6 separate regions of the Homo sapiens genome follow, and all the other regions are linked to region 5. A link is a loop called in an ENCODE intact Hi-C map of the cell type or tissue named here. Cell type or tissue: heart right ventricle. All regions are shown on one strand. Links, peaks and the distances in the headings refer to the core of each region. The heading gives the core; the rest is flanking DNA.

What was found. A loop is a pair of places that touch in the nucleus more often than their neighbours do. Peaks named below come from ENCODE experiments on the same cell type or tissue, not always from the same donor. Only the 100,000 strongest peaks of a DNase experiment are listed, where the experiment ranks them.
Region 1: a loop joins it to region 5, with 9 times the contacts of the local background. A loop is called at or near these places in 102 of 110 quality-filtered maps.
Region 2: a loop joins it to region 5, with 4 times the contacts of the local background. A loop is called at or near these places in 32 of 110 quality-filtered maps.
Region 3: it touches region 5 in a loop (2.9-fold over the local background); 30 of 110 quality-filtered maps call a loop at or near these places.
Region 4: a loop joins it to region 5, with 4 times the contacts of the local background. A loop is called at or near these places in 27 of 110 quality-filtered maps.
Region 6: a loop joins it to region 5, with 3 times the contacts of the local background. A loop is called at or near these places in 40 of 110 quality-filtered maps.

What each region holds. Positions count from the first base shown.
Region 1 is chr6:112,310,302-112,315,283 of GRCh38, forward strand. No RefSeq gene overlaps it. Among named protein-coding and RNA genes, the nearest start is that of RFPL4B, 35 kb to the right of the region's middle. In heart right ventricle, for the core only: CTCF peaks have their summits at 1,856 (motif pointing left) and 2,055; no DNase peak of the experiment used is centred there; H3K27ac peaks cover 1,297 bases.
Region 2 is chr6:112,369,514-112,374,495 of GRCh38, forward strand. No RefSeq gene overlaps it. Among named protein-coding and RNA genes, the nearest start is that of RFPL4B, 25 kb to the left of the region's middle. In heart right ventricle, for the core only: a CTCF peak has its summit at 2,878 (motif pointing left); no DNase peak of the experiment used is centred there.
Region 3 is chr6:112,266,259-112,271,240 of GRCh38, forward strand. The region is part of intron 2 of LAMA4-AS1 (LAMA4 antisense RNA 1); the gene reads left to right. Among named protein-coding and RNA genes, the nearest start is that of LAMA4, 14 kb to the left of the region's middle. In heart right ventricle, for the core only: a CTCF peak has its summit at 3,078 (motif pointing left); no DNase peak of the experiment used is centred there; H3K27ac peaks cover 3,897 bases.
Region 4 is chr6:112,279,909-112,284,890 of GRCh38, forward strand. The region is part of intron 2 of LAMA4-AS1 (LAMA4 antisense RNA 1); the gene reads left to right. LOC107986632 (a long non-coding RNA gene) reads right to left here. Exons shown (of 2, transcript XR_007059712.1): 2 at 4,616-4,982. Among named protein-coding and RNA genes, the nearest start is that of LAMA4, 28 kb to the left of the region's middle. In heart right ventricle, for the core only: a CTCF peak has its summit at 2,465; a DNase peak (open chromatin) is centred at 2,443; H3K27ac peaks cover 2,921 bases.
Region 5 is chr6:112,178,005-112,182,986 of GRCh38, forward strand. LAMA4 (laminin subunit alpha 4) reads right to left here. Exons shown (of 39, transcript NM_001105206.3): 10 at 117-228. Among named protein-coding and RNA genes, the nearest start is that of LAMA4-AS1, 56 kb to the right of the region's middle. In heart right ventricle, for the core only: CTCF peaks have their summits at 2,281 (motif pointing right) and 2,480; no DNase peak of the experiment used is centred there; H3K27ac peaks cover 1,082 bases.
Region 6 is chr6:112,251,456-112,256,437 of GRCh38, forward strand. It overlaps LAMA4 (laminin subunit alpha 4), which reads right to left and starts at 3,112. Exons shown (of 39, transcript NM_001105206.3): 1 at 3,004-3,112; 2 at 2,501-2,836. The coding sequence starts at 2,695. The region is part of intron 2 of LAMA4-AS1 (LAMA4 antisense RNA 1); the gene reads left to right. In heart right ventricle, for the core only: a CTCF peak has its summit at 2,504; DNase peaks (open chromatin) are centred at 2,729 and 3,091; H3K4me3 peaks cover 3,448 bases; H3K27ac peaks cover 4,000 bases.

The sequences.
Region 1 (4,982 bases), core at 295-4,294, 130 kb after region 5:
TTGCCCAGGATGGTCTTGAACTCCTGGGTTCAAGCAATTCATCTGCCTTGACCTCTCGAAGTGCTGGGATTATGGGAATAGGGATTTAAATTCATGTCTGCCTGATTGAAGACTCCTTTTTAGCCACTATGGTGTATTCCCTCTAGAAGGACTGGAGAGGAGAGAATGGACTTGAGGGAAGAATTTCATTCAGGAAGTAAAACAAGAAAACTTGGGGATGGGTTGGCCTTGATCTTCTCAGTGGAGTTGGTGAGAAGGTCACTTAGCTCTGGTGGTGGGAATGAAAGGCCTAAGTGATCTGGGGGAATTGGGGCTAGCTGCAGAGGGCCATGTGCTGGAGGAAGAGCAAAAAGGGCTGCCAGTAGAAGGGAGCGCCCAGATAAAGCTGGGAGGATTGAACTTGCCAAAGCACTAAATCAGTGGTTTCCAAACTTCACAGTAGAATCACTTGGGGATCTTTTAAAAGTTCAGGTTATTCCCCAGGCCAATTAAGTCACAATCTCAGGCAAGGACACAAACATCAATAATTTTTGAAGCTACCCAGTAATTCCAAAGTACAGATTATTTTGGGAACCAGTGCTGCAGATGATTAGGTTATAGTGTTAAAGGGGCAAATCTTGCATTATTTTAAATAACCCAAGGAGCATTGAATAATGGTTTTGGCATTTTGCATAGTTCGGAGTTTGGCAAACTTTTTCTGTATTAAGTCAAATGGAAAAAAAAAAAATTAAGCTTTGTGGGCCAAGAGGCAAAATTGAGAGTATCATGTAAGTACTTACATAATAGGAGAAGAAAACAGATTTCCACAAAATTTTTATTGATGAAATTTGAAACTTTATGAATACTGAACTTGGAATTTTATATAATTTTATGTGTTATAAAATGTTAGAATTCTTTTGATTTTTGCAGTCATTTAAAAATGTAAAAATAATTCTCAGCTTTCAGGCCGTACAAAAACAGGCAGTGGCTGGGTTTGGCCCCCACTATGTTATAATTTGCTGACTCCTAGTGTAGTTAGTGATATACCTTGTGATGAATCCAAAGAAGCCATCAAAAATATGCATCTCCATAAAAATAAATCAGCATTCAAATGAGTGCTTGATTGACCTACAACAAAACTGGCCTTTGAAAAAAATCATTGCATTTTCTATGGACAAAGTGCAAAATGAATGACAACACTTTGAGGCAAAGGCTACTTTAACTCATATTTCCATAATAAATAAAAAAATAGCTGGTTGAAAACATGGATGACCTACACAGAGTCTACTATATAGAGTACTGTTTTCTGTAAATAACTCAAAATACTTTCAAAATATCTTTTAAAAGTATAAATAGTATTTTGATTTATTTTGAAACCATTTTGGTGTTTCACCAGATGTCAGTTCTCCTCAAGGCCTCAAATTATTAAAGATTCCTAGCTGTTGAGTACAGCTCCCTTGCGTTTGTAATGTCTACATTTGGATACCAGGATTATAGGTTAAAAAAATGGCAATTTTCTGGAAATGTTGTTTATGTAATCAGGTGGATAATCTGAAATACTTTAGAGAGGCTATAGAAATCCCTCTACTGTCTTTGGGCATTTTACATCCAGAACCTTCTGAATTATTGCATTAATAACTTCAATAGTTTCTGATTAGCAAAAAGCACAGTGAGGAAAACAAAATTAAAGAGAAAAAGGAATTTTAGCACCTGCAGGTCTAAATATTGTATTTGTAATTTATTTACTAATGGATAGTTGTTTTTTTTTTCTCTTATGTATAGAAAATTTCGAATGGAACCAGAGGTTACCAGAAACGTGCCCCATTTGTAGTTTCTCTGCTTTGAGAATTTGCCAGGCGTTGAGGGGAGCCCTCTGCTGTTAGTTTTATTTATTACAGTAAAATTTGAATTACATTTGTTTTATGCCCTTCCTTGAACCTTCTCAGGTTTTTGATGTTTCTGTTATGATTGTACATTTTACATAACAAAGAAAACATAAATTCCACGATGCCAGTTGGCATAGTTAATAATCCATCAATTCTGCCCTTTTTGAACTATATCAGAGCATTGAAAAATCTGGCGGTTTCCAATTTCCATGTTAGAGTAGGGTTTTGACCTCTATTTCACTTTCAAATGGGTCTCCTTGGCAGAATAACTCGGCTTTCTCGATTAATTTTACTGTTCACCCCCTTAACAGTGAATATGGAGGTTTAAACCTGATGCTTTAGAAGGTAATTGTACAGTTTTCGGAGAGTCAGAGGAAACTGACTCTCCCCTGCTCCTTAATTGCCCTTGTTACATTCTCTCATCCACTAACTGTGAATGCTCCTTGAATCTTACTTCTAGGACCTCTAATTTTGTTGTTGTCATTGTTGTTATTTTTACATTTGTTGCATCTGTGGACTCATCTATTGTCACAATCCTAGTTATAATGTCTAAATTAGTAACCTCTTAAGCTGTGTTGTCTTGGAGACTAGGCAGGAAACAAACATTTATTGGGTGCCTGCTACTTGAGCACAGTGGTAACATATATATACATATATATACACATACATATATATACATATATACATACACATACATATATACATATATACATATACGTGTATATATACATATATACGTGTATATATAAATATATACGTGTATATATACATATATACGTGTATATATACATATATACGTATATATACAAGTATACATATGTGTGTGTAATATATAGAAAATATATACATAAATATAATATATAAGCATATATAGATGTATTTTATCTAGCCCTTTTTTCCAACTTTTTTTCCAAATACTATATGTCCCCACAGTTGTCTTGGTCATTTCCCTTCCTAAGCAAAACTCTCTCTTTGCCCATCTTCTTTTCCTGGCATCAGAGTATCTCCACTTCCTGGTGCTCAACACTTGGGAACAAGATTTTCAGCATTTCTGATTTGAAATTTACTTCTTTTATTGTCTCTTTTTTTTTATCCCCACTACCATCATAAAGGCCTCGTCACTTCACATCTGGATGGCTGTTTTCTCATTTTAACTATTTTTTCTGGCATCTTTTCCTTCTATCTGTTCAGCATGTACTCATCATACCCCTTTTTTTAAAGAACACTCTTTAATCATTTCCCTCTCCCTTGTAAAATAACTGCAATGCATCTCCATTGCTCAAAGGTTCAGTTTGAAAAATTTCACCCTGATATTCTAGGCCCTTCAAATCCTGATTTGATTTATCTAGCCTAATACCCTGCTCCTAACAATGCTTATTCCAATCAGGTCGGCCTCCTTCCTGCCCATACCAGGCTGGCACTCCTACCTCAGTACTTTCTCATCCTCTTCTGTCTGAAATGTTTTCTTTCTCTCTACCTGCCAATATCCAACTCCCATTTGAAATACAAATATTTCCATCAAATCTTCTTTAATAATCCAGCCAACATTGGTATAATCCTTTCTCAGTTACCTGTTTGGCGTTTATTATTAGTATGATGCATTATAGTATTTTATTGTATTTATGTATTAATCTTATTAGTATTTAATTTGTGTATATTCTCTTGAGTACTCTTAATTGTTCCTTCAGCTTATCCCAACTGTATGTTTCTGATGATAAGAATATAGTCTAGAATTTCACTCTGGGATACCATACTGGGTTTAGTCAATTAAGCTCTCTGAAATTAATTTTCTTCTTTTGTAAGATGGAGATAATAATACCCCTCTACTTGTCTCATTTTGACACTTGAGGTTAAAAATAGTATGAAGAAATGCTTCAAAGTTTTCAAACTAATTTATTACCATGGTGGTGATGATGATGATGATCCAGAATGTATTTTCCCCCTTGAGATACCACCTAATATAGGGTTGTAGGGGTGGAGAGGATATGATCTCTTTCCTCCTTATCATAAAGGGTCATGACTGACACCCCATAACAACAAAAAACAGGTTAATCAAAGAAAAGCATAACAAGTTTATTATAGTCCTATTATGTGCACACATGTGTATGGGAGTCATATAAAATATGAACTCAAGGAGGGACCAGATGGTTTAGGCTTAAGTGCCCTCTTCATAAGGGAGAGGGAAGTAAGATGTATCGGAGTAAGTGATTTTCAGGGGAAACAAAAGGCCCAGTGCTCAGACAATGGTCCACAGAAACAGCCTCTTAGGTAATCTCTTGAAGCTGCCTTCAGATGAATTGATGAAGTCTGTCTGGGTATGGTGATGACTCCCAGTCTTCTCTGTCCTCCAGTAGTTGATCTTTCCAGGTTATTTGATGAGATCTCTAGGGAATGAGTCTTGAGACAATTGCATTTCTTTTGGAAAGAAGCTTTCTTGGTCAGACAAGAAAATTTCAGAAAGAGTCCCTCATTGACTTGTAGGGTGAGGAAAAGACAAGGTTGAATGGACCTTGATTCTGAGGCAGCTTTTAAGGCCTCCCAGCAGGCCAAAGCACCAGTCTTTGGGGTATCACATTCTGAGGCCCAAAAGGGTCATAGAGTTCCTTTCTGAGGATAGAGGTTGTAACCAAAGATGGTCACTACCACCATGAGGAAGAAACATCATCTCTCTGAAGGCATATCTGATCTGCCAGAGTTCAAGATCAAAGTCAGTACCTTCACCTTAACTTTTACCCCCACCTGTAGCCTATGATGCTGCCAATTTCCCTTCACACAAAAGCTTGTGAACTATTGGTCTGCGCTTATTGCTTATACTCTTGCAATCTGGGGTCAAAGCTCACAAGTACAAGAAATTTCTTCTAAAAGTGCTCAAAGACATTCTAATTGTTTAATCAGGTAGCTGCTTTTTGGTCATCTTCCTAGACCTTTCTGCAGCATTAGATGTCATTAAGAAGAGTTGTAATATAAGGTTTTAAGGAAAAGAGAGATGTTTCAATGAAAGGGATAACAAAAGAAAAGACAGATTTGACTACGTTGCATTTCCCCAAACTTAGAACATATTTACTATGTGTTTGGCAGCCATATCACTATTTCTAACATTAAAAACTCTGAATAATA
Region 2 (4,982 bases), core at 595-4,594, 190 kb after region 5:
TAGAAATATATATATTGGAGGTTGAAGGTACAAATAAAAATATTGGAGGTTGAAGGTACAAATATGAAATACTTTAGGTTGGGAGCCTGTGGAGGGGAAGAGAAATTGGATTGTATAAGATGGAGATAAAAATAAGATAAGAAACAAAGATAATGTGTCATGAATTGATGGCATGATTAATCCCATTAATCCCATTCTACCCATCTGACATGCCTACAATAAACAAGCTTATAAATCCACCAGCTTCTCTTGAGAAATAGGAAGATTTGACCACGTAAGATCTGGTATGGTGGAAGCCAGGAGGTGAGACAGATGTGGAGCAAGGCTTTGCAGCTCCCCTCCCCGTTGTCTATCACCAGTCAATGGAAGACAAGTTTATTGGTCTCTGGTTTCTGTAAGCATTTGTACTAAGGCCTCTGCTCTACAGAGGTGTGAAAACTTTATTCCAGAGGGGGTTTCAGGAGTAGGTGACCTCATGGGCATGGACCAGTTTCATAAGCCTAATGGAGTGAATTCATTTATCCTAAAAGCTGTTGCTATGCTGTTAAGTTGCCTGGGCTGAGAACCCCAAAGACAGAGCCATTCAGAAATTTTATAGGCACTGAAGTCAATATTCACCCTAGGCAGGACTCCCCCTGAAGATCCAAATAGATTAAGGGAAATAATTCTAAATGAAGTCCATAAGGAAACTTTTATAAGAGTGTAATATCTTCTTCCATCATGAATAATTCAGTTAAGAGACCTATGAAGAGCACACCTCTTTTCCCCTTTGACCGTTCTGCTATTGGAAATGGTCGAACTTTCAGTCCCTGATTAAAGTTTTCAATTTACCCCACTGAAAATGTGCCAATTAATTCTGACGCCTGTAGGCCCATGTCAGAAAGTAGCAGCTTTTCCAGTCACGACCTTGTTTGGTTAAAATGCTAAGAATGTTCTATTTTAGAATAGCTAATAACTTGAGACCACCTTCCAAAATAGACTCTTTGGGATGAAGTAAGAGAAATAATCTCAAAACAGCTTAAAAAAGATATTTTCTTTTTGAAAGAAAAGGGTTTGTCTGTAAGCCATAGGTGAAATAAGGTTAGTTACTACATTCATCACTGATGTATAACAGGTGGAAAAAGATTAAGAGAGCTTCAATAAAAGTGCTTACTTAGGGCAAAGGAAAGTCAAAGCAAACACAGGACCCCTCCATACATTGGTCATCTGTAGAGAATGTGTATTACTTTTCATAGGGCAGTATTAGCAAGAACAGTGAATCTAATGGACTTCACCTTATTGAATATCTTCTTTGTTAACAGAGACTAACAGCCAAGGCCCATTTTGCCAGAGTGTGTTAATATATTTTTTTTTAATGCTGTGCTTGATAATGTAAAAAAAAATAAATAAAAAATAAGTCTGCATTTAGCTATGTGTAGCTGTGGTCATATTATGGACTTGTGCCATGTTAGGGGAACCATTTTCTGAATTTCAACCCACTTTGCTGCCACCCAGGAGAGCAGTGACGTCAATATGCACTGGAGGTTAACATGCTTTGCAATAAACACTCACCATCATGACCCAATCCTGGTGAGCACCAGTTACTCCACATTGATAGCTGAAGGACTGAATTTGAAAGTCTGCTCTTACGTTACTAAAAACACATGGCTTCTAATATGAGGCAGTTTATTGCCAGTGGTGGTGTAGAATGATATAAAATGCAGACAAGCACCCAGATTTCAGGACTATGTATCATCATTCCCCGAAATGAACCAGTTCTCCCTTGAGGGGAGCGACTGCTTAACTTGGGCAGGAAGAGCAAGATAGATCTGGAACATCTTAGCTGAATGGGAGTGATGATGATACTTTCAGAAATTTCTGGGGTAGTGTTAAGAGGTGAAAAGAGGTCAGCCTTATAAAAATGAATAAGTGGCGACAAATGAAAGTCAACTATTACCACAATGTGAAACAGGTTGAGTTTAAACAGGAGCCTTGGTTTTATATATATATATCTCACACAAAATACAACAACAAAAACAACAGGTGTCTTGGCATGTGCTAAGAGGCTATGGAAAGACAATTGTATTAAACACAAGCATGCATTTTCAGCTGAAGAAAATATAATATATGGAATGAGGATATTGTGAGGATTATACTAAAATTGCTATTGGGAAAACGTTTTTGTTCATTTACTTAATAATGAATATCAGTAATCTCAGATGTCCAACTTTGGATTTGCCCCTTCCCACTCTCCTTATGAAAGTTTGCATGGGGTAACAGGTAACTCTGATCTGATGTTAAAGCCTCCACTGTTGGGTTGGCCATAACCTGACAGTTAACAGCTTCCCCTACTGATTCTTCATTGACAAGGAAGCCTGCTTGGAGTTAACAAGCTCATGGGAACAACTACCCTCCTCTGATATAGTAGCAAAGAGACAAGCGCTACTATAAAAAGGGCCAAGCTTCTTTGGTCAAACAGGGTTTTGCATAGCATGTCATAGCTATTCTGTCTGGTTACTATCCTGAGGTGCATCTCTTCCCCTCCATCTTTTCTCCAAGAAGCTTGGTTGTAGTGGGGAGTGTGTGTGTGCATGTGTGTGTATGTGTGTGTGTGTGTGTGTGCAGAAAGCACAGACCATAGTGCATATGGTGCCAGCCACATTCATCCTAAGGTTGAGAATTCCAGATGAAGAAATTATTCTGCCACTGGACTAATGGTAGATAGTTGTTGCTACTTCCATTTTTGTCCACTAGACCCACTAAATATGACTTTTCTGGCTATTATTTTTCTTGAAATCTAATGTTGAGGACTTAATATAGTGGAGCATTTGAATAGATTGACTTTAATATTACTATTTAGGAGTCATCTTCAATAATTTGGAAAGAAATAGTGCACCCTCTAGTGAACATTTTAAGGACTAGCATAGACCACTGTGCAAAACAGGTTGCATTTGGGTCAGTTAATGGGGAGTAACGTTACACATCCTTGGCACCCTTTAGTCTGTAGCTTACTGGTTGCCGTCTTTGTGGTAACATGAGGAGTATGAAGGACTAACCACAGGACCAGAAGACAACAATGGTTGGAAGAGGGGAGTGTGTATGTAGAATGTAGTAGAGTCCTTGCTGCTTCACTCTACTGCCCTTTGCAGAGTGTAGGAAGAATAGGGCAAAGTTTTGCAGGGAATTTGGAGAGACACTCTCACAGAAAAGAAAATCGGAGCATCTGGGTATCATGACATGGAAATATAAAAACGTGAAAAAAACCTGTGATCGTGAAATTAGAAAAATTATTTTAATTCTTATTAGACTAAAGTCACTTGGCATACAGAGAATTGGCTAAGTTGTGAAAAGCAGGAAGAAATTTTGCTCTTGAAATCCTATGATTTTGTCTTCACCGACCCCAGTCAATTAACTTTGGGAAGACTGTGGAATGGCAATATTTCCATGGAATGAGATAGAAAGTGTGATGGATAAAAGTGGCAGTATGGTTACCTAATATCCTAAAAGCCATTACTAGCAGATATTATTCTTTTCTATTTTTTAATTTTTTGAAGTAATGTTTCTTTTGACAATGTCCAAGTATCAATTTTTTTAAAATTCAGACAGATGTAATATATATGAACTAGGTTAAAAGTGTGCTCCGAAGGTAATAAAAATAGATCAATTGTTAGAAATAATAAACCCCATATATATAATTTGAATTGTTTGATTTGCAATGTATGTTTATTTATATTTTGAAACTAGTAAGGGCCTTTTTACTTTGTTCTTGTGTGACATTTCTGATGGGCTTGCCAGCAATTTGTTATTTTTGAAATCATGGTTACTTGCTCCAAACCTCCAAACAAGAATCTTTGTGAATTTGATTTATTAGAAAAGTTTTTGACTATATATACTTTGCAATTTATTTGGTTTTCTCTTAAAGCAAAATGTAAGATTAAACAGAACTCTATGCTATAAGGTTAAACATATAATTATATAGTATTTTTAAACAATCAAGTACTTTATATAAATTAGATGTAATAACTTTTAAAGAAATGTTATCCTGAAAGTGATTTTCTGTGACTTTGCCAGGAATTCACTGGGAAAGGGCACTAAAGAGGAAGTGTGCTCAGAAATCGAGATAGCCAGAGATTCTTTTTAATCAAAGGTACGTAGAAGCTCACCAGTTGCCCCAGAGACAGAAGTGAAAATCTTGCTAGACCACAGTAAAAGTTGGCTCAAATCTTCTCTAGGGTGAGAGGGAGAAACACACACAGGGGGATACCTAGTAGCGTTGGTAAAGTTCCAAATGGAATTAAATAAACTGGCCCTTTGAAATCAGAATCACAAATTAAATTATGCATTTTGGTTTTGTTTGGACATTTCCATACTGACTGATTGCTTTTCTTTTAAAGGACTCTTTTTTGGTGGAGGGGGTGAATTTAAACTGAGAAATTGTATATACTTGCTGGCAAGCTGCAGCTTCACTAACCATGTAACGCTAAATTTTGTGGGATGGAGGCATGGAGGTATACAGCCCAGTGACTCCCAGACTTAGTGAGCTTAAATGTTATGTGGAAAGACTGTCACAGATGTGTAGGCATCAAGCCCAGGGGTTCGGATTCAGTAGTTCTGAGAGGGGGATGAGAAGGCATCATTTTAAACAAGAACCCCAACCCCAGGTGACTTGGAAGCAACTGGTCTAGGGATTATCACTGAGAGAAACACCAGCTGACCTGAGGTCAATAATGTGGAGGTGTGCAACCATTTATAAATGAATTTATTGAGAAAAGTTCAGTGATAGTTATTTCTGAGAAGTCTGCACGTGTTTTGGAAAAATTGGGAGGTGGGCCAATGATGACTGAAATATAATTGCACTGGTATACAAATCTGAATGCATTACAAAATGCAGGCTCTTCAGGGCATGTGCTAGAGCCAGGGCAGAACTCCTCAGCCCCACTCTGCATTCTTGCAGCAGGGCTTCCATTCCTGCTCCTTCCTCTGCTGGGGATGCTCTTCTTCTT
Region 3 (4,982 bases), core at 615-4,614, 89 kb after region 5:
GGAGATTGCTGCAGTAATAATGTAGGCCTCAAGTGGGGACAAAGAATAACGTTTATGAACTGTCACTGTCCACGAACACAATGTCCCATCCCTGAGTTAATCCAGGTGTAATGCAGACAACTAATTTTGTAAAACTACTATTTCCTTGAAACCGACATGAATTTTAGCTTGAATGGAATCAGTCAATGGAAGGATAGGCCAGGAAAGAAGGCAATGCTTGATACGGGTGTTTCCCAACCGACACACACTGTGTGGCGTCTACTAAGCCACAGGCTGGCTCCTCCGCCAGGGGAAGGTTTTGCCTGACAGCAATTCCTATGAGATAGCTTCTTCCTTTTTTTTTTTTTTTTTGAGGGGGCAGGAAGTAGGAGGGGGCAGCATGGCGGAAGCCCTTGTGAGTGCAGGGGTCTTCTGGAAAGAGAAGTTCTCATTCTTTGGAGAGAGCTTCCAAAGGTGGACAGCTTTTTTTTCTGTTTTATGTGGAAGAGAGACTTTGTTGCCCTTGGAGTTGTTGACAGTCCGAGGGGAAGCCAGGTTTAGCAGAAACTGACTCCATAGAAGGCAGAGTGGAAGGAGAAGAGAAAATGGGTCCCAGAAGATGATATTTAGCTGTGGAATCTGAACTTTCCAATTTCACAAGCCCAAAAATACCCTTTATTGCCAAGTTGAGTTAGATTTTCTGTTAGAACAAAAAGGTTTCTAACTGATACAAGAACAGTAGGGATTTGAGAAACGTGATTTTGGAAGAGACTGTGATGAGTGAATTAGTGAGAAATAGGAGGTGGTTTGTTGAACAGAAATGTCTTTTAGAGGAAGTCCTCAGGAAAGCAAAACTAATATAGAGAATATCTTGATTTTCCACAATTCATCAATCTGTAGACATTTATTAGAAGAGAAGTTAGATGTTAAAAACTCAGCCTATGGATTCAGACTGTGAACCTGTGTATTGTAGTTTGTTTTTATAGCCTTTAATTCTCCAACTTATCAACTCTGTGAACTTGAGAAATTATTTCATTCTCAAAACCTCAGCTGCCGCATCTGTAAAAAGGGAACTGTATCTATCTCCTAGAGTTTTTGTGAGTGTAAAATAAGGTTGTGTATGAAAATTGCCCAGAATAATGCCTGGCACATAGAGAATGCTTAATAAACTTTAGCTGCTATTATTATTACTACTACTACTAATATTAACAGTTAGATGTCTAATTTGTTCTGGAGAAAACTAGAAGACAGACAGGTAGGTTGATAACTATAAAATTAATAGAATTTTCTGTTACCTGTAGCATAATGCATAAGTATTCTTGTTTTCTTTCATTTGTTTTAATATTCAGAAGCTATAACAACAATTATAGACACATTATTATCAACGTGGTATGTAATATTTGTTAAGGTTTCTCAGAGGCTGCTAACCAGGCTTCCACAGGGTTACAGTCTCATTAGGGGCCGAAGACAACATCTAGCCCTTGGCTACAGGTCCTATCTTAATTCTTAGCACCATCCAGGTAATTCACGGCTTCAGCTACTCTGTCCTTAATTACTTGGCTCCTTCAGTCCATAGTTATTTTAGTATGAGTTCTCCATCCTTAACGGACTCAGTTCTGTATTTGAATTTCATTTGTAGACTCAGACGTAGTAAAACTCCCTAGGAATAAGTGCCTAAAAATGAATAGGCTTTTCTAGGAGACTGGACCATAATTTGGAGGACAGTTTTCTCTCTGGCATTGTCAGGCACTGATTCAGACTCTGTAATTACTAAAGGTTTTTCAAATTATGGCATTTTACATTGGTTTTAATTTTTCATCATTTTGAGTATGCAGACTACTATCACGACATTGTCTCAAATAATTCTCCCGGCATCTCTGTGAGGTAAGCATAATTATCCAACTTGAAGCTAAGAAACAGAGTCATGGGTGAGCAGTGGAAAATGACCCAGTGACTGATCTTCAGGCTCCCAGGCTGATGCAATTTCTTCCCATTCCTCCTGGCTCCTGGAGTTGTCAACCTTTGACATTTTAAACTTTACAACCCAACTTAAGTAACAGCTGAGCAGCAGAAATACAAAGACAGCAGCATTCAAAATTTCTGTCCCTCAGATTTTGAGGAAGAATTCAATTATTATCATTCTTAAATTAATAATTATTAGAAAACAAGAACACCAATGACAAGAAGTCGATTGTGGGCTAGAGGGAGAGAAGGATCATATGGAAGGAGGCACATTTCATCTTTAAATAACTGAATAAAAGTGAAGGCTTGTTTTCTCTGTCTTTATTAACTAGAATGTCAGAGCACAGAGAATTTAAAAATTGGGCTTGCCATGGCTCAGGCTTGTAGGGAAGAGATCTTCCCAGTGAATACGATTATGTATCAAAGACCTTGAAATGAGCATTTCCTCCAGCCAGCTACTAAAAATGGGCCTGTGGCATTTCTGTGCTTAATTCAGCTGGATAGCCTTTGGGAAAGGGCTGGTGCAATTTTAAATCTGGTGTTAAGATGAGTGATAAAGAACAGTTCCATCGAGGGCATGGGACAGAGCACACAGAGGAGAAAAAGTTCTGGACTGGGGCCTGGAAGCCTGGTATTCTCATCCCAGGGCTGCCTCTTGTGAGCCACAGTCTTGAGCTAGTTTCTTAAGCTCCCTGGCTTTCACTTTCCCCACTGTATGAAAATGAAAAGTGAGACAAGATGAGCCTGGGGTCCCATTCAGCTTCGAAGCCCTGATGTTCTAAAAGCACCTATCCCCAGACACTGACTGTTCTGGCCATGGCCAAGAGCAGATGGATGGTTTAGAAAGCAACACATAGAGGACTATTCCATGGCGCTACCTGCTGAAATCATTAAACCCAGGGTCTGGTAATTTGTGCCCAAAGCTATATTTTAGGTGCCGAAAAAAGCCTGTGGACAGTTCATGTAACAAATTAAATGCAACGAAAGGAAGAGAAATATGAGTTATTACTTTAAACTCTGCCAGATTCAGAACTGTAGGCCAGAAAAGAGATAATGCTGCTTGAGACCACAAAAGGAAAAGAATTAGGAAATGCGTCTCCTTTCCCTGATTCACCCCTCTGTGATATCGCCCTCCACTGGCATTGTGGTGTGTGCTTCCTAGAACAATAGGCCATCAAATCATGTAGTGCCACAGATGGAAAAAGACCAGACAAACTACACAGGACACTGAAACAGGAACTTGTGACTCTGCCAGCAGAACACGGTAGTTTCTCTCAGCCATTAGTTCACCTGCAGGGTCATTAAAAAAAAACATTTATTGAGTAACAAGTCTTTCAATGAAGTTGAATTTTATTTTCTTTATTTAGCCTCTATTGTTCTTAGCTGTGAATAATGTTATTCTTGCCGTTTGCAAAGACCCTAAATGTATTAGGTTGGTGCAAAAGTAATTGCTGTTTTTGCCATTGAAAGTAACGGCAAAAGCTGCAGTTACGTTTGCACCAACCTAATATAATTACAAATGGTAAAAAGCAAAAGGGAGAACTATGACAAAATGTACGTGAACTCCACAAATCCAAGGCCCAGTGTAGACACAAGCCTGGCTGAACTGTGTAGGACAGGGAGCACCTGCTTTTTGCAGGATGCTGAGGAACATGGAAGATTAGTATGTATGTAATTTTAGCTATAGATTCCTTGCTTATTCATTGATTTTACATAATCTATGACATAGACTAAGTAGAACACAATCTTTCCTGGAAAATTTTCTTATTTAACCCTATGAAATAGCTATGAAACCCAGATCATTAAGCAGTTTTGAGTAACATCTATGTCCAAAGTAGAACACAGGCAAACCCAGCCCTTCTGGTCTACGTGTGACACAGTCATGAGGACAAACCCACAACAAGAAAAGAAATTTAAAAATAAACAAAAAACCACAAGCCAGGAGCGTTAAAACACAAAGCAATCACACAGAGATCAGAGGAACATTGTCTGTGCCTTCCGTCTCCCCACTCCCAGCCCTTTTAATAACTTAAACAGTTGCCTCTGATCCTTCCTTGGATGGTGGACAATACCAAAAGCTGAGATCCACCCTCCACCCTGGCAATTCCATTACTGCATCATGGCTGGACATCTGAAAGAGTCTGGGAATAGCCAGCTGGTTTTAGGCAGAAGGCCCAATATCAACAGTGTGTCTGGTGGGCAGCTGGAATAAGGCTGGTGAGTGGCTGAGCCTCTATTCCATAAACAACTGGCAGGATGTTTTAGCCTTTATCAGCCACTGCCTTAATGAAGGCCTGAGCTGCTAATAAAACCTACTCAAAATGGTAGGTCAAAGTCTACCCCCAGGATCCTGGGAATTAGCAGACATTTTGATTTCATGTTTAAATAAGCCAATGGGTACTGCTGTTACAATTGAGGCAACACTTCTATCCACTTACCTAATCATAACATTAGCAAAGCTATGATGCTTTGGATGAAAGTGGGGCAAGCCAGTGGCCTGTCGTCTGAGTCAATCAGTCACTCCAACAGCCACTCTGTTGGTCATCAGTGTAACAACCAACCTCTCAGTTTGCTGCCATTTTCCTAAGCTTGGCATTTTTCTCATTAGCTGACAAGTTTCAGCTTCTCACTCTGTCATTTATTATTATGAAACACTTTTCACCTCCCAGGACTCACCACCAGGCCCTCTCACCATCTTATCTACTCCCCACTCCCTTTTCCTGCTTCTGCTCTCATTCATAGGTTTTCTGGCATTGCCACAGAATGCTATGGAATAATATGGACTTAATACCACTATTCTTTGGTTTTAACCTTATCAGCATCCTCACAAATGCCTGGCGATCCATCTGTTCATCTGTTTTGAATTTTTTTTGCATATTTTTAGAAGCTGTTGTACTGGACTGGCACTGTCACTCACAAATTGTGTTGTTTGGCAAGTCCTTTAACATCCTCTTCTGTAAAGTGGGTGGTTGGACTGAAAGGTCTTCAAAGTCTCCCTGGATGTAAAACAGAGGTCATGTTCTGAACCTTCTCAGTCTTCC
Region 4 (4,982 bases), core at 507-4,506, 100 kb after region 5:
GCCAGGGAGAAAGCTCACACTTGCAGAAAGACGACAGTGCTTAAGGCCTGCAGCCGCTGTGTTTGTGAGGGATCACTTTTCCCATCTTCACCAAGCCAGACCCTGAAAATGTACCACACCATCCTCTGAAAAGAATTCTTGTTAATTAGCTATGTTTTATTTTTGGAGCTTGACAATATCAAAATCTTTTTGGGAGTTAAGCAATTTTCAGTCATGTTAAAGCACAGGATGGAGAAAGTACTCCCTAATTCTCATAAACTTGCAAGAATGGAAAATGGCAAACTTTGCCTTTTATCTACAGCATATGAAATTTGAAAAATAGCATAAATAAAGACTGTATCCAAGCCCCTTCTGTGCCCTAAAAATGGCATTGCAATGTAGAGAATGAATATATGCATTCACATGTATTGTCAGCTGTCTTGATAAAATGATGTTTTCATAATATAGTGTTATTTCTTTAAACCACATTCAATATTCTTGGCTGCCAGATGACAAGATGGAGAAAACAAAATACGTTTTGGGCAGAGGACAAAGACTTAAGGACTGAGTGGGTCATGGGAGGGAGTCAAATGATAGTTTGAAATTTGCTGCTCTTCTTGCCTGTTCTATTTAATTTTTGAGATGAGTGGGGAAGAGACACATAACACAGGAGATTTGGGGAAGACCAGTTGTCTCAATGTTGGCAATGATTTGTAGGGCATTTTGCATTTATTCTAACAACAAAATCCAAGGGCCAAAGTTGGGTGAGTCTGGACAGATAGCAAGAGAAAAAGACTCTGCTACTTCTAAGCAGCCTTCAAGGAGGTGCCCCGGTGACTGATGTTATAAGGGCTGGCCTCTCCAGAATTTACTTTCAAATAGGGCAGTCATGAATGGAATGAGTTATTGGCTTAAGATATTTAATAAGGATGTGGTAGAATCTGAGCATTGTATTCCAAGTCTGACCTCTCCTAGTACACACACACATATATACACACACACACATGCATGCACACACACCCTTTAGTTTTAATTCTGTTTAAGAGAGAGTTTTATTTTTTATCCTTAAATACCATACTTCATGCCAAATTATTTTCAGTTTTGTTACATACAATGGCAAAAGTGAGTAGCTTGAGAAGCTGGCCGGTGGAGGAGCCTTTTGAAGATTCCCTTTTATTAAAGAGTTTAGAGGCTTCGAAGGACTTGAAAATTGTTGACAGTGAAAAAAAAAGTTAATTGAGACTATAAATTCTTAACCCTGTTTATTATATGTTCAAGGAAGATTGTTCCTTTGGCCTCATTTTCATCCATGTCAACACATTTTGGATTGTAAGTCATTTGGGAGTAGGAGCAGTGACTATGTGCCCTAGATTTTCTAAGATATCCCTGAGTTCCCATGTTCTGCTCTGTGGTCCTTGAAATGCCCTCAAATTGATGTGAAGATTTTTCCCCCATAGCTACTCTGTTTACACAGTCTCATATTCAGAAAGGGTCTTAAAGCTTTGCAGTGGGCCAGGCGCGGTGGCTCACACCTGTAATCCCAGCACTTTGGGAGGCCAAGGTGGGCGGATCACGAGGTCAGGAGTTCGAGACCAGCCTGGCCAATATGGTGAAACCCCGTCTCTACTAAAAATACAAAAATTAGCCGGGTGTGGTGGTGCACACCTGTAATTCCAGCTACTCAGGAGGTTGAGGCAGCAGAATCGCTTGAACAAGAAGGCGGAGGTTGCAGTGAGCCAAGATCATACCTCTGTACTCCAGCCTGGGCAACAAGAGTGAAACTCCATCTCAGAAAACAAACAAACAAACCAAAAACCTTTGCAGTGATGTAGTGGTGTAGGGAGCTTAAACAGCATGTCCTAATTCATAGCTGGTTAGTGGGGACACCCAGGTTAGGGTCTCCTGTTGCAGTGCTGAACTTACAAGTGGACACTTCAGTTTTGTTGCTATCAGTGATCCAGAGGAAGGAGAAAAGTCCCACAAAAGCACCAGAGTTAATTTTATTTGTAAAAAATTGTGAGCCTAAGCAGTTTTTCTTGATAAAGTAAAATTTACTCCAGTGTTGGCAGGGATTGTACAAATGTCTTATTTTCAGGAAATGATCTTCAGCTCATAAATTTTGCCAAAACATAAATATAATTAAAATATATCCCTAAGTGAACTTAAAATCATTCTGGAACAACAAAGTTCCCCAGTGAGATGAGATGTGCCTTTTCTCCTTTTCTTTTTTTCAGTTAATCATTGAGAATTAAATTTTGCTTATTTTCTTTCCCTCTTTAGTTTTCTTGATAACTTCTTCTGCAGTTCAGTGGAAGAATCATCTTTTTTTTTTTTTTCATTCCAATGGAATACTACAATGATTTAAGAACTTTACTTGCTTCAATTTGGATCTTATGCCTTAATCCACCCCCGGCCTCTCCTCCCCATACACACACACACTGGGAATGCGGCTCTCTGAGTCGCTGACTCAAGCAGCAGAACGACATCTGCTGTGGATGTTCAGCAGCACAGCTGACATGTATTTGAAAAGTGAAGTGTTGGAGTCATTTAGGGAGCAGAGCAATTTCCTCTGTCAGAGATGAACACTTGGATTAACAGAGAGTACTTCATTCCCATACAAGTTGATTCTGAAAGTGCCTGAAGCAAATCTCTTGACCCTGAAGTTGAGGCTAACCACTCCTGGGCAGGGTCAGAAGTTTAAAAAAATGCTGTTTTAGAGGTTAATGGGGTGAGGGCTATTTCCAGCTGAGTCTTCAAAAGTGCTTCAGACTGCAATTAGCATTTACTGTTTGCTTAAAAAAATGACTTCACTCATTCACAGCCATTGATTCTTATTTATGAATATTACTTTTTAAAGAGACATTAAAGTAATATAATTAAAATACTTAATGTTTATCTTTAGTCTTTTCCCTTCCTGCTCTAGCAATACCAAAGTTCTTAAAATTTTCTGAATAAGCTATGTCATTTTGTTGTTAACCTTTAAACATGCTGTTTTTTGTTTTAGGAAAACTATATTTTCCCCTGCTTCTCTTTGCCTGGCTAATTCCTACTCGTCTTTTAGGTCTTGAGCTTCCAGCTGGGTGGTGTGTTGCTCCTGTGAGCTCCCTGGACCCCACCCCTTTCCTTACCCGCTACCCACCTTGTCACATTTTTTCTTGTCTACCAGGACCTTCCACCACTGCACCATAGCTATCCACTTGGCACACATTAAGTACTCAACAGATATTTGTTGGATGGATGGATACATGAAGAAAGGAGGAATAGAGGAATGAACAAATGGGTAAATCACTTTCCAATTAGTGGAGGTAGAGTTGCTTTCAAATGTTATTGTGCTTCACAATCACTTGGGGTACTTTGATAAAAATGTGTATTCTCAGGTTCTAACTGCAAGGATTTTTCATGACATATAGGGGTATATGTGGCAAGCCTCAAATAATTCATGACTACAGAACATAATATGTGAGACAGAAAGCGGGGAAGAGCCTGCCAATGAGCCTGGGTTAGATCTGCAGTACAGATGATGGGGAGCCAGCAAAGGATTTCAAGGATGGTCACATTTCTGGTATCTGTGTAGAAATTAGATTCAGCATTGATCTTCAACCTTGGCTGCATGCTGGAATTACCTGAAGAACTTTAACAAGTAAGTAATGATGCCTGGGTCCACCTCAAGAGGTTTGTATTTAATTGGTCTGAGGTGTGGCCTGGGCTCTGGAATGGTGTTAGAGCTTCTCAGGTGATTCTAATAGAACACCAAGATTGAGAACTACTAGAAGAGAGGAGAAAATTCATCCATACAATTTGGCAATCAATCAACTCTCCTCTGACATCTTTTAAGTATTGTGTATTGGCAAAAAGCAGTTAAAAACCACAATGCGATATTACTGCATACCTACCAGAATGGCTAAAATAAACAATGGTGATAACATTAAATGCTGGAGAGAATGTGGAAAAACTAGTTTTCCGATATGTATGGCGTACGTATGGTGGGAATGAATGGCAATTTCTTAAAAGCTAACCATGCAACTATTATGTGACCCAGAGTAGGGTAAATGCATCTGATCACAATAACTTAGGCATACTCTGATAATGACCCTGTGTGGCAGAGACACCTGAATGTATGTTCCTAGCTAGGGAAGCTGGGAGCAGACAACCTGAAGATTAATTCTTTTTCTATGTGGAACGTCTGGGTCTCCGGCTCATCCCATGGAACACCAGCCACACAGGATATTGAAGCTCCAGGTTTTGGGTTGAATGAAGGTTGCCAGGTGGAAGTTTTAGAGAAAGGGTGCTAAGTGAAAATGCTGTAATAAACTGGATGCTTTTTGCAAGCTGTTGCAGTTTTCTTGCCCAGCCCACCTCCACTGGGCTGTGTAGTTCTCCTGTCTAGCCTGCTGCCACGGGACTCTCTCCCCTAAATATAAGCCCTAAATAAAACCCCATGTCTCATTTGCTGTCTGAGTCTCTTCTTCAGCCTCTTGAACCTGGTGCCATCTCTATTGAGGTTAATAGGTGTTCAGCCTGACACCCAGCATTTGCACTCCTGGCATTTATCCCGGAGAAATGAAAATGTAGGTTGGCAAAAAAATAGTACATGAATGCTCATAGCAGCTAAACTGTAATAACCAAAAATTGGAAATAACACAAATGTCCTTTAATGGGTAAATGGTTAAACAAACTGGTGTGTCTATATCATGGAATACTCTTCAGCAATAAGATGAACAAATGATTGGCACATGCAACAACTTGGAGGGATTTCATGGGCATTATGCTTAGTGAAAAAACCAATCTCAAAAGTTTGCATACTATATGATTCTATTTATATAACATTCTTGAAATGACAAAATGATAGAAATAGAGAACAGATTAGTGGTTACCAGGAGACAGTGAAGAAGGTGGTGTGAGTACAAAGGGGTAGGCCCTGCTCATTGCTTTATGGCAATAGAACCATTCTGTATCCTGATTGTGATGGTGGTTACAGGAATCCATACAGGGGATTCAATTTT
Region 5 (4,982 bases), core at 359-4,358:
GTACCAACAAGTTCCTGGCACACAGCAAACACTTAACAGTAGCCATTATGCCTACTGATGTTAATAACATAAGTGTTTCCTTGATATTAAACTGAACCAGAAGAGAATATATTTACCTTGGATTTTATCCCTCATATCATGGGCTTGCTCTACCAGCTGACTTGCGTGGTTAATGGTGTCCATGCTTTCCTTCTGAACAAGTTGTCCTTTTCTGGAGGCTTGATTTTCCTACAAATAATCCGTATAAAGGCTAGATTAAATGTATGAGAAAAGAATGTTGTATAAGCACAGATAGGGGTGGGTGGGCATAATGTATTTCCTAAACGTAAATCTTCCTGGCATGTGAAAGTTCTATAACACATGAAATCATCCCAAAAATAATGCATGAAAGGTAATGTGATGGCCAGTTTTACTTTTAAAAAATTTTTTAATTTTTCCGTAAGTTATTGGGGTATAGGTGGTATTTGGTTACATGAGTAAGTTCTTTAGTGGTGATTTGTTAGACTTTGGTGCACCCATCACCCGAGCAGTATACACTGCACCATATTTGTAGTCTTTTATCCCTCCCCACTCCACTCTTCCCTGCAAGTCCCCAAAGTCCATTGTATCATTCTTATGCCTCTGCGTCCTCATAGCTTAGCTCCCACGTATCAGTTAGGACATACAATGTTTGGTTTTCCATTCCTAAGTTACTTCACTTGATGGCCAGTTTTAGAATGACAGAATGCTATAAAATCTGGTGCTATTCCTATATCATCAGTCACAGTTCAGTCCCAACCAACTGCCTTTCATATGTAATTTATTCTTCAAATTTTTACTGTATCTCAAGTTGCTGGACTAGAAAATTGCCCATGTCTGCTTATCATTTTGACATTGTGCTGACTGAAGAGCTTAAAGTTTCAAAGAGAAAATTGTTGAAAAAATAGGCAGACCTTGAAATGCACCATGCTTCCAGTGGCTCCTGGGTGGTCCAACCACTGCTGAAATTGAATTACCACAGAGATTTCAAGGATTATTCTCACTGGCCTAACATGCTGTTTTCAGTGCTTCATTCCAAATTCCCATCAACATTGATGGCACTTGTGTACAAATAACTGCTCAAGCAGATTTGGCTCAGCGTGAATGGAGCTCTTCTCCGAGAAGCTGATTCCATTCTCTCAACTTGGGAGATTCTGTTTCAGAGATCTCACACAGTATTTGTCAAAAATAATGCCCAACTCAAATGTGGCCTCTGAAGAAAGGGTTTGTGTGGGCGTCTGTGTGTATGTGTGTGTTTTTGTGTGCGTGGTGAAGGACAGAATGTGATCTAAGAGCACAGAAATGATTCAAGGCTAGGACACCACCCTGTATGCACAGCATGGGCGACATGTACTTACTTTTGGGATTTGAAGGACTGATCTATGGGTTATATTTAAGAGGAAGAGAAGTTCTTTAGTCTGGCATTTGGTCGAATGCCCACTTGCCTTGTCTGTTGCTTTTTTGGCTCAGCTCTTTAAAAACTGCTACAATACGTGAAGGAGCTGTGGGGTGATCTGCCACACAGAGCGCTGGTAGACCCATTATACAGAGTTTCCTGAGGATAGGGAAGTGGTTGTTTTAAACTTCTCTCCTTTCATCCAGTATTCTACCCAGAGGATTATGCCATGATTTTACCGGGAACGTTTTTACACTCTCCAGGAATAACCCAAGCAAGTGGCCCTCTCAGATGGTCAAGGAAGAGAATGCAGAAATGGTATTATAACAAACACATGCCCAGAGGCTTTTTATTGGAGAAGGGTAATCCCCTCCCTACAGAGCAAGGCTCCTGTAGTCACAGAGCCCACTGTGCAGCGGCAATGTGGTCATCAGTCCCTTCATAAACTGTGGGCTCTCTGAATGGACACTGTCTTCTGAGTCATTATACTCCTTCCTGCAATTCCAGTCTTCTTCTTGGCTTGTTCCAGTGCTTTCCAGAAAAACAGTATTTGTGGTCATTTTAAAATTAAATATGCAGAAACTATAATAAATCTTAATATTACTCCTCCCTGCTTTTAAAAAATACGGACACAAGCATTTAAAATTTTAGAATTTTTAATGAGTTGATCTTTGATCCAGTTTAAGTTATATTTGCAAAGCACAACACCCCTAGTTTTTACTTTGGCTTGATACTTCAGAGTAAAGCTCTATTGTTATTCCTATGTCATTAAACTTATTATTTTTTGATATGGAAACTTCAGTTGAAGTGATGAGAGACAGCTGAAAAATGTCATGCCTATAAGAAAACCTCTTCTTTTTGACAAACGCCAGAGGGCGCTAAGATACAGGTAGATAGAGATATATAGCTATTGATATACTGTATATATGACTGGATCAGTGGCAAAGAGGAACATCTATTCCTTTACATTGTAAGATGACTGAATTGAACCTATAGTGATGGCTTATATGAATGTTTATTTTTCCTGTAACTTTGCCTGTGGAAGGAAAATAATGATATAGGCACGTGGGAAAACAGGTGCGCCTCGGTTTAAGAAAAGCTGAAATTAAAAAATTACCTTGTAACTGTAAACTAGTTGGTGGTTTACATTACAAATGTATTAGTCATTTGCTCATCTCAACAGAAAATTCTTCTTGTACATATTTGACATAAAAGTGGCAAGGATGTCTTGGTAATATAGTACATAAAAGGTAGATGACGTGAGGATGATAACCAATATCTAGGGTGATCATATATTTTATGGTTCAACCTGGGGCATTTTTGCACATGAAAGGGAGAACTTTTAGTAATTATTCTGGGACACAAGCATAAACAGCAACAGTCCTGGACAAACCAATAGTAGGAATATTGGTGTGCTACTTCAGAATTTGTACAGTAATATCTACTTCTGCCTACCTCCTAAACATTAATGACCCTAAATTCCTTTCCAGCCCTGATTACCCTCTGAATTGCAGATTCACATCTCTATCTGCCCTCTGTGCCATCACAGATATTTCACTTTTAAAATGTCCAGAGTAATCCATTCGTGTTCGTAGTCTTAGTCATCCACGTCTCAGGATGGAGCTTCTCTCTTTGCCATTTCTCACCTCCAACTGGTCACCAAGTCTGTTTCATTCCACCTGCCACTCTGGCCTCTCTTCCTCTTTTCCATGACCACAGTCTCAGTTCATCCTTGTTCTGTGCAAATTCTTTTCAAATGAAGGCAAGACAGCAACCCACTGCTCTCTTCTCTAGACCACTGTGGCGGTCTCCTAAGCAGTGCCCCTATTGTCAGTCTTCACTGGCTAGTCTATCATCCACACTGCAGAGGGACGTTTCTAAAGTGCAAATCTAATCAGCTCATTGTTCTGGGTAAATACCTGAATGACTTCCAGAGTCCACAGGCTGAAGTCCCCATGTTCACGAGCGTGTTTGGGAAGGTTCTTCACAATTGGGCCTCTGACAGCTTCTTCAGCATTATCTCCTCCTCTCTCTGCCTTACAATGAATCTTCCACAAGGCCACAGTTCCAGTCCCAAGAACTTAGCACGCTGCTTCACATCTATCTGTTCTCATAGTACTTACCCCTTGCTTGGGAGTATCTGATAAACTCCTACTCATTCTCAATATACAGGCCAATACTCACCTTCTCTGAGAAGCCTTTCCTAGTGTACCCATGCCAAAATATTTCACTATTTCTTCCTTAGAGTTACCGTTTAGCCTGTACCATGTTTCTCTTATTAAATGCTGTATCATAATTATGTTTTTACTTATCTGTTTCCCTGCTAGACTGAAGCATCTTGAAAACAGGGCCTTATTATATTTCAGGATACCTAGCACCTAGCACACTAACTGTCACAGGCCGGGCGCGGTGGCTCACGCCTGTAATTCCAGCACTTTGGGAGGCCGAGGCGGGTGGATCACGAGGTCAGGAATTTGAGACCAACCTGACCAACATGGTGAAGCCCCATCTCTACTAAAAATACAAAAAGTAGCCGGACGTGGTGGCACATGCCTGTAATCCCAGCTACTCAGGAGGCTGAGGCAGGAGAATTGCTTGAACCCAGGAGGCAGAGGTTGCAGTGAGCCGAGATTGCGCCACTGCACACCAGCCTAGATGACAGAGCGAGACTCTGTCTGAAAATAAATAAATAAATAAATAAATAAATAAATAAATATTATATACAGATGTTCAATAATGCTTCTGGAATAGAAATGTAAACAGTTATCCCTCAGCATCCATGGGAGATTGGTTCCAGGACCCCACAGATACCAAAATTCATGGTTGTTCAAGTTTCTTACATAGAATGGTGTAGTATTTGCAATACTATAACCTATGCACATCCCCCTATATATATTATATCTAAATTACCTCTAATACCTAATGCAATGCCTATACATCACTTCGTTCATATGGATTCAAAGTAATACTCAGCATATGGTAAATTTGTATTTTGCGTTTTGGAACTTTGTGGAATTTTTCCAAATATTTTTAAGCCATGATTGAATCTATGAATACAGAGGGCCAACTGTACTTAATTTTCTCCTGCCTTTTTGGCAGGACCAGAGATGAGGTTCAGATGCTTTTGATGCTTGGAGATAGCCTACTTTCCTTTTAGTCCTGTGGGTCTCTCTGCATGAGTTGTCATTCAGGTAGCTTCTGCTGTGGTTCAAGGAGTAGAAGTGGAGGAGATGGTGCAGTACCTCCTGAGCCGCCCTTGGAGACTGTGCTTTGTAACTCTGGGCTCTGCAGTGGACCTTCAAGATCCAGATGGTGAGGGGCAGCACTGAGATTGGGAGAGGGCCACATCTCACCTCTGCTTGTAGCCCAGTGACACTCTGACCTTGAGCACAGTGGCTCTGGGAACATGGAAAAGTAGAATCTTGGCACGATCTTTGGAATTTTCATTGCAGACAAGATCAGCAGCACCAAAGGGAGCATCTTTTGAGCACTGGGTATTTATGAACACAGATGGATGGGCATCCTTTAGGGGAATCCCAGACATAAGTGGTGGGAAAGGGCTGTAGGA
Region 6 (4,982 bases), core at 520-4,519, 74 kb after region 5:
CTGAAGGAGAATTGCAGAATAACCATTCATATAAATCCAAGTAAAGAGAATGTATTTTTAGAATATCTTCCCATCCACACATTGAACCTCTCCCATGAATAATGTGTCCGTGTTCTCTTTCTCTCTCCACATATACACAAATACAGTCTCCTGAGCCAACCCAGTAAAGTGTTTGTACCATGTTATTAAGTCTCCGGAATGTATTTGGTTTAAGGTCTGGTTACTGCTATAAAGAGCATGGGAAACCTGATGGTGGGGCGTTGGGATCGCCATGGGACCGCAGGCTAACTGGAGGCATTATGTGAAACTATGCAGTGGGAACATAATTACCTCAATCTCACCCTTTCTACACCATATACTTTGACCTTCCTGGAATGACTAATATCTTCTTTCTGTTTTTCAAAACTGAAGGCCTCCACTGGCATTCTGAACCTATTAGACTCTGACATTACTACAAATTTAATTCACTACGTGACATTTTTTTTCCAGCTGGAAGAATATAGATAAACAGATATAATAATATTAAGTAAAAGAAAACCATAAACATAAGGTTCTAAGGAATATTCTCAAATAAGGGTTTCTTTTAATCTGATCATCATCCACATTTTTTATAGTAACAATTGTAACAACTCTTGGCATATATAGGGCATTTATACTATGTCAAGCACTATGCTAAGCACTCTATTTTATCTAATTTCATTACAATAAAAGTATGAGGTATGAAGCAGGCATCAATAAATTCTGTCAGTATCAGTTTATCTGCAGTCTGGGGATCTGTAACTTGACCAAGGTCAAAGAGCTTGAAATTTCAACTTGGGACCATCAGACTGAAAACCTGCAATCTGAAACACTTTGCTGTGCTGCCTTCCTATTATTTCACCAAACATATGAGCACATAAGAAATTTCCTAGGGTCTTAGCATTAATTTTAAGGTTCTCTAAAACTCAAAAAATTACTTTCCTATTTTTTTTGTGGGATGAGAGTTACAAAAAACAGTTGTATATGGCTTGTCTCTTTAGACCTAACAGATACAAATACAGGATGCCCGGATAAATTTGAATTTCAGATGAACAATGAAAACAAATTTTAATATAAATATGTCCTCTGCAGTATTTGGGATGTGATCAAAATTCATTCATTATTTATCTGAAATTCACATTTGAGTGTCCTGCAATTTATCTGCCAATTTTACTCTTAAGTAAAATTAAGCATTTCATTCAGGGACTTTACGTGCTCAAAGCAACAGGTGGAGATAATGCTTCCCTGGGGTTAATTCCAAGCCTGTAGAGAAGCAAAGCCTTCCCATTGCATGAAGTCCCTCCTGGTCTGGCTTCTCCCCAAGTTTCTGGGTATGAAGTTGACCAGAAGCCATGCTCCCTCTTTTTCATGGAGGCTACATTTTATACCACAGTGAGAGGTTGGCATATTCTGACCCTGTCCACTCTCTTTTTTGGGGCAATGTGGGTAGGGCTTACTCTGAAGAAGGACCATGTTCATGCACCTTATTTTTAATCATCAATAATTAATAACTATAATTGTACTAACAATTAACAGAATTCATAGCAATAATCCATGCATCAGTGATGTTAGAAATGGTGTCAATCCACATAACTGTTTTAGTTGTACAGTTGCTGTAACCATAGCTATAGAGTGTGGTGTTTGTTTTGCTAGGTCAATTGCTCCTTCCTTTCCCATGAACTTAGGTGACTTTATTTTCCTCCCTCTTAGCATGTCCCATGCAATGGGCATGCTGTTGTCTGTTTCAGTTCAGGGGTTCTTAAATCACTTGTTCTGGATTCATTCTCCTTTACCAGACCTCTACATTCTGGTTTTGTTTCCAACTTAAAAGCTATTGTAAGGTATTCAAACAGCAGCTCTTTGAATAAACATATTATCAATAGCATATCCTGAGGCTTGATTTTAATGGAAACATCTTGTTTCTGGAATACAATGGCTCGTTTCTACTTAAGATACCCTCTCAGCAGTTGTCTAACAGCTCCTTTCATGACCAGCCACTCTCACTCACCCCCTCACCTTCCCTGCTGCAGAAGACTTCTTGTCTAATATGAGACAAAAAGATCCTGCAGTAGTGTTCCCACTGTCCTAACAGCACAGAGGAGCAGGAAGCCAGTGACAGGGCACACACGTTAAGTGCCGTGGCTTGACAAAATGACTACTGGGACACGCAAGTGGCAGAAGTCACCGATGTGCTGCTGCAGTCCCCGGTGAGAGTCTAGCGGATGAACTCAGAGCACCAACACATGCACTCTCACCCCTTTGAGCAGACACATTCCGAAGCCTCAACTTTCAACTCTCAACATCCAAATGCAACTTACAAAGGAAAACTCTTTATTTCAAGTTTCCGAACTGACCTAGCCCAGGTGAAACTCTCAAGGCACTGGGGAGAGGAAAGAGGCGGAGAGAGAGAGAAGGACGAGTGTGGCACAGCCCGCGGGGGCGCAGGTGCCCCAGCAGGGTGGCAATGGCAGGGACACTGTACCTCGGCCGCAGGCGGCAGGCGTCCCAGAGCCACGCGGGGTTCGCTCGTCTCAGGCGGGTCTTGCCTGCCAACCGCTGAGCTCCCTTCAATGTCAAAAGGAAAAGCGTTGTCGTCCCCGGACGCGGCGCGGGAGCAGGCAGCGCTCCAGAGGAGCCACAGAGGCAGAACCGAGCGCCAGGCTGAGCTCAAAGCCATTTCTCCGCTGACATCCAGTAGTGCTCTTCCAGGGCTCGGGCGCTGTGGGTCTCCGTAGGTCTCCCGCGTGGTGCGGCGGTGCCTCGCTTATTTTCCCTCCTCTCCGTGTGCAGTATCCCGAGGTGGCTGCGCAACCAGCAGCTTAGGAAATAAAGGGAAAGTGCGAGAGTAAGGGAGAGTTCCAGCCTCTCTCTCCCTCTCTCTCTCTCCCCTTCTCCCCCTCTCTCTCCCTCTCCCTCTCCCTCTTTCACTTTTTCTCCTTCCCGCAGAGGTTCTGGCTCAAGAACCTACAGATGGACGGAGCTTACAGTACGGCATCAAAAGGCAGACGGATTGGGGTGAGCCCCGCCAGCGCTAGGCCACCTCCTCTCCCTGGCCGTTCGGGACTGGGGACTGCGCTGTCCTGGCTTCCTTCTCACATTCATTCTCACCACTCCCTTTTTACCTTCTACTCCCAGGCCCTCCCACTCTAAGCTGGCTTTTCAGACACTGAGGTCCGCCTTTCCCTGCGGTCTTCCCTCCCCTCTCAGTTTGGAGCCCCTCCAAGGGCTCCAGAAGAATATTCAGCTTTTGTGACGCTTCCTCACCACTCTTATTTATGTAGTCAAGGTACCGGATGTCTTATCTATATTTACATAGATATTTTATGTGGCCCCCGCTAGTTTGCAGGAAAGTGGGTGGAAAAGGGATTCCAGGGCAGGAACCAAAGGTAGATGATCTCTGAAGGCAGAGGGTCAGGGTGCCCACTTTCTTGAGCAAGGTTTCTCGGGTTTTTTCTGGGGGATAGACTGTTGCACTCTTTGTGCTAATATCTTCTCTTCAGATTCACTGGCCACCCCTCTTCCTCCCTCCAGTCCTCACCCAGAGGGCTTGGGAGAAGAATATCTTTCACTGCAGCGCTGGAAAATGACTTCATTACCCAAATGCATGAACTTTTATTTACAAAGACCATCTTGTTTTCATCCTAAAGAGGTGCTTTGTAAGGGGCCCGGAACAAGGCTTGCAGTGTATGAGCCTGTCAAGTATACTGCCTACAGCCCCGGCCTCTTCCTCTTGGCCTGTAATCTCATGCCTACTACATCTGTCTGAATCATGTAACCTTTCCAAGACTTCAGGGTGAAGTTGGGCTACAGCTATGTCAGGGGTGCCCCTGTGGATGGGATAGTGTCTGCAACAGCTGATAGGTACCTTTGTTTACATTGGCTTCATAACGAGCTCTAAACATTTCCACAAGATCCAACCATGGTTTAAAAATGGTCAGATGAGACAACCATAAAATGACACCCAGGTAAGCTTCCAGGTGAAATAAAGCATTTTTGTATAACCTAATCATAAAATAAATAAATAAAGCCTTTCCATAAAACCTAATCATTAGCTCCATTTCATAGAACAAAAGTCATTTTATCTAAGTGTAAGCAAAACCATTTATTTTGCACCTAACATGTGCCAGATACTTGGCATATGCTATTTGTAAACCTCAGCATTCCTGCAAAGTAGTACCATTATTTTCCTTTTACAGAAGAAGAAAGTGAGGTTCAGAGAGACTAGGACATTTGCCCAAGGTCGCACAGCTGGTGGAAAGCAGAGATGGGGTTTGGATCCAGGCCTCACTGATTCCAAAGCTCTCTTTTACATCTGTATACACGACACTGCAACTTTAAAATAAAGAGTATGAATTCAGAGGTGAAGGAAATGGACACTTTTATTTTTTGAGTGCCTCCCATGTGCAAAAAAATCACATAAATTGTCTCATTTAGGGCTGGGCGTGGTGGCTCATGCCTGTAATCCCAGCACTTTGGGAGGCCAAGGTGGGTGGATCATGAGGTCAGGAGTTCGATACCAGCCTGGCCAACATGGTGAAACCCCGTCTCTACTAAAAATACAAAATTTAGCCAGGCATGGTGGGAGGCGCCTGTAGTCCCAGCTACTCGGGAGGCTGAGGCAGGAGAATTGCTTGAACCCGGGAGGTGGAGGTTGCAGTGAGCAGAGATTTTACCACTGACTCCAGCCTGGGTGACAGAGAAAGACTCCAGCTCAAAAAAAAAAAAAAAAAAAAAAAAAAAAATTGTCTCATTTAATTTCATCTTTATGATAATCTCATGAAGTAGGGATTGTCATACACATTTGGCCATGGGTAAGTGGTAAAATTACTACTATAGCCCAGGTAAATCTGATGGTAAGATCTTTGATTTTAAATGATAAAATTGTATGATACAAAAGAACCAAAGCCAAAGGAAGCAAAAATAATTCCTATAGGTTTTAAAGTGATATTTTGATTTTAAAATAT